Regions from separate parts of the Homo sapiens genome. Here region 1 is linked to region 2. A link is a contact called in ENCODE Hi-C or POLR2A ChIA-PET data. All regions are on one chromosome and are shown on one strand. The core of a region is the stretch at or near the end of the contact, and the rest is flanking DNA. Distances in the headings are between cores, read along the strand shown. Region 1 has its middle 18 kb from the start of AFTPH-DT. Region 2 holds the start of LOC105374769 (a long non-coding RNA gene).

Region 1 (5,837 bases), core at 2,864-5,363, 180 kb before region 2:
GGGTTCACGCCATTCTCCTGCCGCAGCCTCCCGAGTAGCTGGGACTACAGGTGCCCACCACCACGCCTGGCTAATCTTTTGTGTTTTTAGTAGAGACGGGGTTTCACCGTGTTAGCCAGGATGGTCTCGATCTCCTAACCTCATGATCCGAGAATGCCCTTTTTCTTACTCCAGGGCATACTGGAGCAGGAAACACTCATCATATGGCACCATATCAGTTAAGGTCCTTGAGCGTAAATAAAGGTGGGATCCAGGAATATGGGATATTGATGTTAACCTGATCAAAATTAAACACATATGTTGGTAAGGTCCTGGAAACAATGAGTTTACAACAGTGCTGCTCAGACTTTAATGTCACTTGGGGATCTTGTTAAAATGCAGAGCCTGATTCAGTTGGTCTCGGGTGGGACCTAAGATTCTGCATTTCTAACAAGCACCCAGGTATTGGCAATGGTGCTGGTTTGAGGGCACACCCTTAAGAGCAAGAGGTTACATCAAGTAAAGGGCACTCTCCTACGTACTGAGAATTCTAAGAAGTCTAACACATAATCATTCCTGACAAGAAGCTCTGGGTCTAGCTGGGGAGCTAGGACACACACATAAAAAGACAAACAAGGGTCAGATAGTATCATAACATCCTACTTCTCTTTTTAAGGTGTAAGGATCATTACTGCTGACTTTGCCATCTCTTTCATCTTAGTATAAGGTGTTAACATGCACTAAGGGATCAAACCATACAAATCCAGAGACATTTAAGATTACATATGTGGGCCAGGTGTGGTGGCTCATGCCTGTAATTCCAGCAGTTTGGGAGGCTGAGGCGGGCGGATTACTTAAAGCCAGGAGTTCAAGACCAGCCTGGCCAATATGGCAAGACCCCATCTTTACAAAAATTAGCTAGGCATTGTGGCGCACACTTGTAATCCCGCTACTCGGGAGGCTCAAGCAGGAGATCACTTGAATCTGGGAGGTGGAGGTTGCAGTGAGCCAAGATTGCACCACACCACTATACTTCAGCCTGGGTGACAGAGTGAGACCCTGTCTTAAAAACAAACAAACAGTAACAAAAAAAGAAAAAATTACATATATGCATAGAACAATGGAGCCATTCATTTAAATTTTTCAGAGTTCATTATGCATTATAAGGAAGTTCTGAAAATATCTATGACAATAACCACCTTAAACAATTTCAGCACCTGTGCACACAGAGCAAATACAAGAATATTCATTATAGCTCTGTTTTTAACAGCAACATAGTGGAAATAATCCAGCTGTTCACCTGTAGGGAGATGGGTAAATAAAATGTGGTAACTCACACTTAACATAAATGAAATAGATCTGCATGAATAGACATAGATAAGTTTCAAAAATGTTGATTGAAAAAGAAAGCAAGTTCCTAAAAGATACACATAACATCAAAGTCTTGATTTAAATTTAAACATAAAACACTATGTATGCTATTTTACAGCATAAAAGCGTGCATGGGAAATATCATATACTAAACTTCAGGATAACAGAGATCTCTGGCAAGGGACTTAAGGGTTAGGAAACTGGTCTTATCTCTGGGAATAGAGATAAAGGGAAGGGTTAAAGTTGATTAATGGACGAGAATCGGGCTCCATGCCCTCCATCCTGCTGAGTATGGGTGGAAGAGAGATCTGTGATCCCACCCAACTCTGTCCTCCAGGTTGGGTGTTTGCCAAAGATGGATAGCCTCTATTTTCCCCGCGAGTGCTTTGTTTGGATCAGTGTTCCAGGTGACACAAGGCCCTTCCTCCCCTGTAGCTCCCAAAGGAGTTCCTGGAGTGGGCTGAGGCAAGGCTGAATTTTGGGTTGTACTAAGGTATAAAAGAGAACTGATTAAATCCATGCACTAAGGAACTCGAGGTGGCGGTTCTCAGCTCCTGGCTGGTGAGCCTTCTCCTTACTTTTTATCATGAGGTTCATATAAATAGCAAAGGCATGTTTTAAAATTCTGAATCTGACATATTTTTATCCCCACAAAAATCTATTTGTATTTTTTAGTTTTATATTACATAATTAAAAATAGAAATTAAATTATAAAAATGCAAAAAGCCAAGAAATGTATTTTCTCAGATAATAGATTATAATATAAAACAATACAAAAAAGGGAAAAATGTCTCCTACCCCAAATACACAATTCCACCTTCTCAGCCATTACCAATGTTAGCATCTTGATAACATAAAAATTCCTGTGGTGTATTTTTTTAAGGTATGAAATGGGTGTCTCCCTATGCTGTCCAGGCTAGAGTGCAGTGGCCAATCCCAGCTCACTGCAGCCTCAAACTCCTGGGCTCAAGGGATACTCCTACTTAGCCTGCCAAGTAGCTGGGATTACAGATGCACGCTACTGAGCCCAGCTACTTGTGTGTGCGTGTGTATTTATAGACTTTTTTTGCCTATATAAACATATATAAACATTTTTAACATTAAAAGTAAGTAATACTATTAATATTACTTCATGACTTGCTTTTTTTCTATTGGACAGATGTTAGGTATCTTTTTCCATGTAAGTACTATAAATGAAAACCGATTGAAGCCTCTTTAGTGGCTGTATTGTATTTAATTGAATGGAAATACCTAATTAATGTAACTAGTCTCCTATTGAGGCATATTTACGTGTCAATTTTAGATATAATAAATAGCATTGCAACATTTACACCAGTGCACGTTTGAGGATGTGTGCCGCCACTACCTAAAATGGAAATTACAAGATCAAAGGATGTGAATATTTTGGATGATCTACACTTGAAGTTCTTAAAACTAGGTGGAATAAATTGCCTTGTGACTGTCAGACTATAAAGTCAGTACACTATGGATTAAAGCAGAAATTCATGAAGCCATCCTCAAAAGAGTTGGAATAGATCTTAATATGATTAAAGACACAAACGTATCACACTGAGCGATATGTCACTCAGAAAAGGGTTCGTCAACAATGGAAGCATGAAAAACAGAGAGTAAGAGAAGCAAACACAGCATGACCTTGTCCAAGGAAGAGAAAAATGTGGCTCTCAACCATGTGATTAAACTGGTCTTTTTTATTATTATTATTATTATTATTATTATTTTACAGTGGAGAAGGAAGCATCAAACTTTTATAGCTTGACGACACTTCAACTGACTCTTCCCACACACTAAGCTACCTTCTGAAGATTATTCCTCTTACTCTCTGTTTTCCATGCTTCCATTGCTGATCAACCATTTTCTGAGTGATATATCGCTCAGTGTGGTATGTTTGTATGTTTAATCATATTAAGACCTATTCTGACTCTTTTGAGGATGGCTTCATGTATATCTGCTTTAACCCATAGTGTACTGATTTTATAGTCCGACACTCATAAGGCAATTTATTCCACCTAGTGTAAGTACAGTTCTATGGTAAGGAACAGTTAGAAGTGAACTATGTAGGGCTCCATGTATACACAGGTATATAGCTCCTAAATGTAATGTTGAGTGGAAAAGTTGCTAAAGGGTACACACACTATGATACTTTATATATAATGCCTGAAAACCTGCAATATCATTGATCACTCAGGGATATTTATGTATTTTATCAAAGCATGAAGACATACCTGAAAATGATAAACATAAAATTCAGGATGATGGTTTTCATTGGCAGTGGATCAAAGAGGGAAGTGTAATCACAGAAAGGTTACACAAGAGGCTTTATAAAGTTTTACATGTTTAGACTTGATGGTAGATACATGGATGTTCCTCGTATTACTCTCTGGGCCTTTTTGCTCTTTTGAATGTTTTCATAAAGAAAGAATAAACAATAAGAAGGTTTAGTCTGGCAGGAGCATAGGATGTGAGGCGGCCATTGGAAGAGGTATGGTAGAGCGGGGCAGGGTCAGCTCAGAAGGACCGTGCAGTAGCTTTGCACCTGAAGATCCCGAGAGGCCCCTGAGGAGGTTTAGCGGTGGTGTGGAGACTGTCTTGGAGGCGGGGTGACGAGTCAGATGGATGCTGCACGACTCAAGTGGGAGACAACAGTGAGTGGGCTACACTCGGAATACAGAAGAAAGGACAGAGTGAAACTGTCAGCTCATGTTGCCTCAGTGCTTCCTCCTTTCTTTCTCAGGCTCCTTTGCCAAGTGGCTTCTGGAGAACTTCCGCTAATGGGAGGCACTGTGAGAGGATGGAGCGGGGAACGAAGAAGCCTGGGTATTCCTTCCTCTCCCCATTTCTCTGCTTCCAGTGGCCTCTCCAACAGGGACTGTGCCTCCTTCACATCCACCTCCCGTGAGACAGCTCCTCTGCCGGTGCAGCCAGTTCTCACCAGGGAGCCCTGGCTTCTGGGCACGGGTAATAAGTTTGTCCCATCAGCCTAGAGCAGGTGACAACTTCCAATTGTTGCTGATGCCTGGGTCACATCATTGACCCCTGCTCTGCATCTCAGCTCTTCCAACACCCTGGTAGCTGGTTCTCTGTGTTAAATCTCCCGTTGATCTCTGTCTGGACCCTGACTGAGACATACACTTTTTGGATGCTTTATATTTTGTCTTCTGTGGGAAACAGAGGCATGGTGGCTAAATGAGCAGGGCTGTGGCCTCACAAGTACTAAGGCAGCTAGAGGCTACTAGAGGCACCTGAAGCTCTGACTGAGGTACTTTCTTCACAAATGGTGGAAACTCCTGAGAAGACATGGCTTCTTCCATGGATATCAATGACTGCCATCAGGCCAGCCAGGCAGACTCAGTCATCAATTGGGCCCACCATTAAAATCAGCTTTCCTGTTTGAGGAGACGCTAATTCTTCTTTGGAAGGACACAGCAGCAGTGGGGAATCAGGGTGAGGACTAAAGCTTTTACAAAGCAGTTACTTTTTATGATTGGTCTCTATCATTTATTTATTTTTGAGACAGAGTCTTACTCTGTCACTCACTGCACCTCTGCTTCCTGGGTTCATACGATTCTCCTGCCTCCTGAGTAGCTGGGATTACAGATGTGCCCGGCGAATTTCTGTATTTTTAGTAGAGATAGGGTTTTACCATGTTGGCCAGGCTGGTCTGGAACTCCTGACCTCAAGTGATCCGCCTGCCTTGGCCTCTCAAAGTGCTGGGATCACAGGCGTGAGCCACCACACCCGGCCTGATCTCTACTATTTTTAAAAATTATTTTTGTGGTTACAAATTAAAACACATTTATTTACGCCTTTTGGAAAATATAGAAAATATATTTAAATTAGAAACAACAACAGAACTCTCCAGGAGTTTATCTCCCCTTATGAAGGGAATCAGTTTACATTAAATGAAATCTGTGAAACAAATAACTCGGATCTAAAATATTTTGCTTATTCCATCTTCTGTTGTAAGTCATCTGTTTTTGCTTATAAGGAAGCTGAAGTGAGAACCTAATGAACTAAACAAAAAGCTTTTGACAGCTGACTATTGGAATGGGGTGAAGGTCTCGAATGAGGATAAACATGTGTGCTGATATCCATCAAGATACAGATTTCTCTGTTGTCATTAATTATGAAGGGATAAGGACACCATTGTTGTCAAATTGTTTTTCTGCAGGGCCTTATCCATGTAAAATGTAAACCTGTTACATCTGCATGAATTGAAAGGCTTGTGATAAAGGCTTAGCCAGTCATGAAAGGTAATTTTAGCAGATGGTAATGGCTCAAAAATTACCTCTTATTAGTCACATGAAGATATATACATATTAAGTTCAAAGCATTTTTCTTCTTCTTTCCCTCCTTTCCCTGAGTTTCTCTTCTTTAAGACCATACTATGTGACCTCTGGTGTTTTAGGCAGCAAACACCAGCTCAATTATTTTCCTTTTGCAGTGGCTTTAAAATAAAGTTCTTCTGA
Region 2 (5,680 bases), core at 1,553-4,052:
CTGGCAACTTTGGACTTAAGAGTATCCGGTAGGTGCAAAACATCAGCCAGGCACTTGGTGCCCAAAGCCTTTGATTACACCCCAGCTGGACATCTAGAGCCTGGACGTCAGCTTGGGGAAAACCACTTCTTATGCAGAAAGTAAAGCCCAGCAAAGGCCACCAGGTATTCCTAACAGGAATACACCTAACAGGGCCTTTCCTCCCCCTCTTCCCAGCCCCACCAACTCCTTCCCCACTCTTTGCCCTACAGGGAACCTCTGCACGGCCAAGCTAGGATATTGGGTTTCTGGACTCTTGCTAGAACTTCTCTGAGTCATTCATTTTCTTTTTATTTATATATACTGTGTTGCCTCAACTATATTGCACCATTTAGTCTCAGGTCTCTGGGAAAGAGAGGATCTCACAACAGAAACATTTTTCCAGAAAAACCCTGAGAGGGGGCTGGCCTCTTTGAGGGCTTAAATGTCTCTGCGACGTCACAGAGGCATGCCAATTTCTGTCTTAGTCCATTCGGACTGCTCTAACAAAAATAGCACAGACTGGGTGGCTTAAACAGCAGGCACTCTTTTCTCACAGTTCTAGAGGCTGGAAGTCCAAGATCAAAGTGCCAGCAACAGGCCTTGGGAGGGCCTGCCTCCTGGTTCATAGATGGCCATCGTCTCCCTATGTCTTCACACGGTGGAAGGGGCAAGGAAGGCTTCCCCACACACCTGCCCTTTACTCTGCGGAGCCCAGCTTCCTACTGCAGTAAACTCTCACATGGCCAAGAAGGTAAAGGTCTGCTCAGGGCATTCACCTCCTTTCAGTGGTTCTCCACATTCAGCCCAGATAGACTCAGCCAACAGGAAACCCATTAACCAAAAGCTTGTGTTCTGTTTGGCCTCTTACACATCAAAGGGAACATAACAGTGAAAATTATAATAAGCAACAATGATCATCATCATTTCCAAGAGACAACATCAGTGCCAGCAGTTCCAATGAGACCCTGGGGTGTCAGTCACTGTATCTGCAAACAGAAAATGCAACTCACCTGCCTCTCCAGGCATCAAGAGTGCTCATAACGCTTAGAAAACTGTAAATAGCTTATAACTGCCAGTTGCTGCTATTGTTCATAAGTGCTTTGGGGTCACAGCTCTCGAAATAATGAGAAGGTGTGCTCTCGGCAATGAAATTAAACAGGCATTTCAGGGCAACCTCAGCTCAGATCCCTGGAGAAAAAAAGAACCTACAGCTTACCTCCAGAGGGGCACTGAGGATCATGTTTCACCCTGAGAGGGGGCTGGCCATGGAAGGAAATGACCTGAGGTCGGGGTGGGCCTCCATTCTGCGGGAGAGGGCAGGGAAGATGCTTGGCTGCTCTCACAAAGGAGCTTCTAGGATCTGCCTCTTTTTTTTCCTCACCTCCTCCTAAGGGAAAAAGTTGTTTTCCTTCCTGCGCCTCAGGGCAGAGCAGAAGTTGAAATGGACTACTTGTTCCTAATATTATTTACAGTTCAGCAAAGGACTTGGGGTCTCCAGCCTCAGGTCTAGAAACTCCTTCCACAGCCACACCCTGAAAAGGACTAGGTTAGCAGCAAAGCTGGGGCTCCTGAGATAGTATGCGATCTTCTGGTGGCGCTTTAAGCTTGTGGTATAAACTGAGGTGGTCTCAGGTCTCTGGGAAAGAGAGGATCTCACAACAGAAACATTTTTCCAGAAAAGGGCGCAGCTTTAGAGTTGCCTTAATAACATGGGATCTAGCGCCACCTAGTGCCTGCTGCGGAGCTTGACATGGGTCTTGCTCTGATAAGGTGGTTTTGGTTTTTTTGGAAATTGGCTTTAACCAAGAGAGAGACCGAAATGGAGAAACACGTTTTCTGCACACAGGGCTGTCCTCATGCCCACGATGAGGGACTGAGAGTTTGGTGGAAGAAGCTGAAAAGCTACAATCTTAATGTGTCACGGACGGGGGTGTTGGGTGAGGGGATGGGGGAGTCTTTCTCTTGGAAGGAAGCTGGGGTGACTCACAAGTAATATTTAGAGTCTTAGTCCCAGAAGATTGGCTTGGATTTGTCTGCATGAATATTTTTGCTCACACTAGAAAAAAAATACTGGTGCTATTTTATGACTTCTATGCTTTTCAAACTAGTTTCTCAGAGCTCTCCCAGAGCCAGCATAGGGGCTGCTTACAAAAAGCCCTTGGAAGCTGCTTCACTGTGGAATCCACTCCCGCTCCTTGCTACTGCCTACAGGACAAGCAGCCCTCCTTTTTTGTCCTGCCACTGTCTGGCTGCCCTCTAACCCTCTACTAATTAAAGCCACCATTTGCTATTTGTTTAACGTGATTCATTTCAACCTCAGAACAGCCAAGGCAGTGGATATTGGTAATCTCAACTGATCTTTAGGGAGGTTACAGGACTTACTCAAGATCTTTCAGCTCATAAGCAGAAGTGGGATTTGAACCCAGAGTTATTGAGCTCCAAAAAATTTGTTCATTTCACTACAGTACTCCATCTGCACTGCTAGGGGTAGTGGCTATTGCAGAGGATGCTACAATGTCCAGGAGGTTCCAGGAGGTTCTTGAGGAGACAAAGAACCTCTGAACTAGAGGACTTCTAGCTTGGAGGACACTTCCTGCTCTGGGCCTGTCCCTGTGACTCCAAGGCCTGGCTCGATGCTTGGTGTAAACACCTCCCTCCTCACAGCATCTGCCCTCCCTCAACACAGACATTTCCTCAGCCTACACTTCTCCACCCTTGGAAACCACCCCAGAGGAATAATGAGAGCAAAGAGCAGGGCAGGGAGTTGGCAACTCTGTAGAATGCCAGGAGAATCGTGGATTTGTCTGACTTCTGGGCTTTGGCCTCATCTGGTGGAAAACTGTGAAAATTCCCTACTGGCTCCTCCCTTTCCTTCCCTCCAGGCCCCTCCACCATTCTCCACCAAATAGACACACCTCCAGAAGAAGGTTAAGTAAGGCTACTCTCTGGATGCCTCTGAAACAAAGTGGTTTGCTTAAATGTACAGATTCAGAAATAAAGTTTAAATGGGGCAGCAGGCTGCAGTGGGACCCACACCCTGACCTCCATAAATGGATAAATGTTCAGGCTGCTGGAAGACCATGGAGGTGGTTTGGGGGTATCCGAGGAGCACAGAATTAAGAGACTGGGACTTCAGTCCCCATTCTGTCACTCCTCAGCTCAGTAATTTTGGGCAAAGTCACTTAACTACTGTGAGCATCAGTTTCTTCACTCAGAGAATGAGGACAATGATTCTCTTACCTGTAAGCTAACAGATGAACAAGCGCTCGGTAAAGCCCTGTAAGGGTGTGAGGTACCATACAATGAAGGAACTATGGGCATGCAGGATTTAGCTGAGAGTGCCTTTACTCACTTCGTCCTTTCCCTACCTCTCCCTCTTCCCCAAAAGGAGTCTGTCTCCTATAAAAGGGGTCTTAATACAGACTCACACACACGCACACAGGGTCTTCAGTTCTTGTGGGCTTTTCATTTTTTTTTTCAGAGTTAAATCATCTTGGAAAACAGCTTTTCCAATAAAGACCCAGTGGCCAGGACTGCTGGATGCACTTTCTTTAAAGGTGGCGGGAAACGCAGAAGCAGGAAGGTCCAGGACGGCATCCATCCTGTGCAAGGAGAAGGTCCTAAAAGGCTATTTCCTCTGCTACCAACTAAGAAAGATGGACGTTTGTAGCTGGGCACGGAGGCTAATCATCCGTAATAGTCTGGCAGTGCTAATGCATTCAGGGGAGAGCAATTAATGCCTGTTGGGGAACATCAGGACAGAGCTTAGAGTCTTGCAGCCTCTGGCAAAACCAGTTTGAAAACCTCAGGCTCCATTTCTAGTTTAGGGTGTCTCCACCTGGCTTGGCAAACTCTGTGCCTCTGCAAGAGGGAAGAAATAGCTTCCTAAGTGAGGCTTGGGAGGAACAAAGGCCTCATTAGGATCAATCACTTATTCCAAGTACACATTCCCAAGAATCTCTATTGATGATCTCAGATACAAATGAAGTAGTAATTAAGGATGTAATGCAAATGATCTTCAGCTTAGTAACTCTCTGTAATTGAAATTTACTAAATTAAGTCTGAGATTTTTGAAACTAGGCCTTTAAAAAAAAATTCCCCGGTTATAATTACCCCTTCTCCTCCCTCCTACCCACCCTTCAGTAATGTAATTAGTTTAAAATAAGATCCGTGGTAGGGCTGATGATGCGCTGCCTACTGAAATGCTGGCCTCCTATCAGCAATCCCCAGGGAGTGAAGAGAACAGGGGCTCGCATCAGTCAGAAAGGCCACTGTCGTGTTACCAAATATAGGACAAGGAAACCGGACACAGAGCTTGTGATACCGACTGTGCTGGGCGGGAGAGATTTCTCAGCTCTCCCTTCTGTTTCTTTCCCCTCTGCCCACAGACCTGGGATAAGCTATGGACCATTCAGAGAAAGAAGGGAATAGACTGGAGTAGGAGAGGAATTGGAATGTTTAGGGGGTGCTGAGAAGGCCCCTGACAGGAGAGACAGAGGGCTTGGGCAGATCAGAAACCTGGCTGTTTTCTCAGAGGCCAGAGTGCTAAATCTCCATCAGTAATAGCCCTGCGACTCGTCCAAATCCTGTCCTCTGCCACCTGATAGGACCACCCCTGGCCTTAGCTCATTTCTCCTGATATGCCCCAGCAGAGGGCAATGCCCGCTAAGCTCAGCCTGCCCAGAACCCAAGAGGAGCCGTGTGGGCAGAGAAGGGGCCCCAGCAGGCGCTCCAGCCTCCCCGTTCTTTTCCCCAGTTTGGTTTTTGTCCCAAAGTGGGACAAAGAAAGAGGATTGAACATTGTCCTGGGTATGTTTGATCTTCTAGAAGAGCATATTGGCCTATTTCATTTAATTCAGATGAAAAGACCAGCTTGTCTTTGAGATCACACTCTAATTTCATCAGAGCTGTCATGTGAGAACAGAAGAGAAGCTACCCACAGCCTTCCTCCTTCCCTTCCCCACTCCTCCCCTCGCTCACCCCCACCCTCCCAGCCCACGGCTTCCTGAAACTGTTAGATCAACACAGAAACACCTGAAGCCCATTGACCCTCACAAGGCAAAAGCCAAAGGCTGCCAGGGCCATCTTAAGATGCCGCACGAGAACAGCAGCTCCCTGGCAGGCAGCACAGACCTGAAAGAAAATGCGTTCTCCCACTGGCCCCCAGCCTTTGAAAACTGCGTGTGCGCACGCGCCTGCTTTCTGTCATCCATTCACATCACCACTGTTAGAAACTTCCATAAATGCTCAACTGAAGCGCTTCTGTCAGAGACAAGCAGCAGAGTTGTTTCTGGAGAGCACAGCAGGTGTATGTTCCATTCGCAAATCAGATGGAAAACACAGACAATAGCAATCTTGTCTCTGAATAAGCCCTTGCTTAAAAGTTGCCCTTAGCTAATGTGGGCACGTTGACTGTTGGATCTTGGTGCCCAGTGTAGGGCCTGGCACGTGGTAGGTGCTTGATAAATATTAGCTGAGTGAATAAATGAATGACTCACTCTTCTTCAAAAACTTTCAGGAGCTTCTCAGTGGTATGGAAAAATGACATGATTCTAAAATCTGGTATTGGGGATCCTGCAATCAGATGCCTGCCTGCCTTGCCCGCCTGGTCCCATGTTGCCAGGCTGGAGTGCACTGGGCCGATCTCGGCTCACTGCAA

What was found. A loop is a pair of places that touch in the nucleus more often than their neighbours do. ChIA-PET counts read pairs that join two places held with the same protein, here RNA polymerase II (POLR2A).
Region 1: a loop to region 2 is called in a map of astrocyte of the cerebellum, with 4 times the contacts of the local background. The contact joins two enhancer-like sites. A Hi-C loop is called at or near these places in 4 of 168 maps with a recorded cell type or tissue (CD14-positive monocyte, Jurkat, astrocyte of the cerebellum and 1 more) and 1 of 37 single-sample maps with no recorded cell type. POLR2A ChIA-PET finds 5 or more read pairs at or near these places in 4 of 52 experiments (K562, OCI-LY7, activated CD4-positive, alpha-beta T cell and 1 more).

The regions. Positions count from the first base shown.
Region 1 is chr2:64,503,372-64,509,208 of GRCh38, reverse strand. No RefSeq gene overlaps it. Among named protein-coding and RNA genes, the nearest start is that of AFTPH-DT, 18 kb to the left of the region's middle. Within about 2 kb of position 4,113, at least 2 of the 41 ENCODE cell types and tissues checked have a DNase peak (open chromatin) inside an H3K27ac peak, as active enhancers do; they include CD14-positive monocyte, where a contact is called at or near this core.
Region 2 is chr2:64,327,117-64,332,796 of GRCh38, reverse strand. LOC105374769 (a long non-coding RNA gene) reads left to right here and starts at 18. Exons shown (of 3, transcript NR_187908.1): 1 at 18-164; 2 at 578-772; 3 at 2,130-2,316. RefSeq lists an enhancer at 4,759-4,918. Within about 2 kb of position 2,802, at least 24 of the 41 ENCODE cell types and tissues checked have a DNase peak (open chromatin) inside an H3K27ac peak, as active enhancers do; they include CD14-positive monocyte, where a contact is called at or near this core.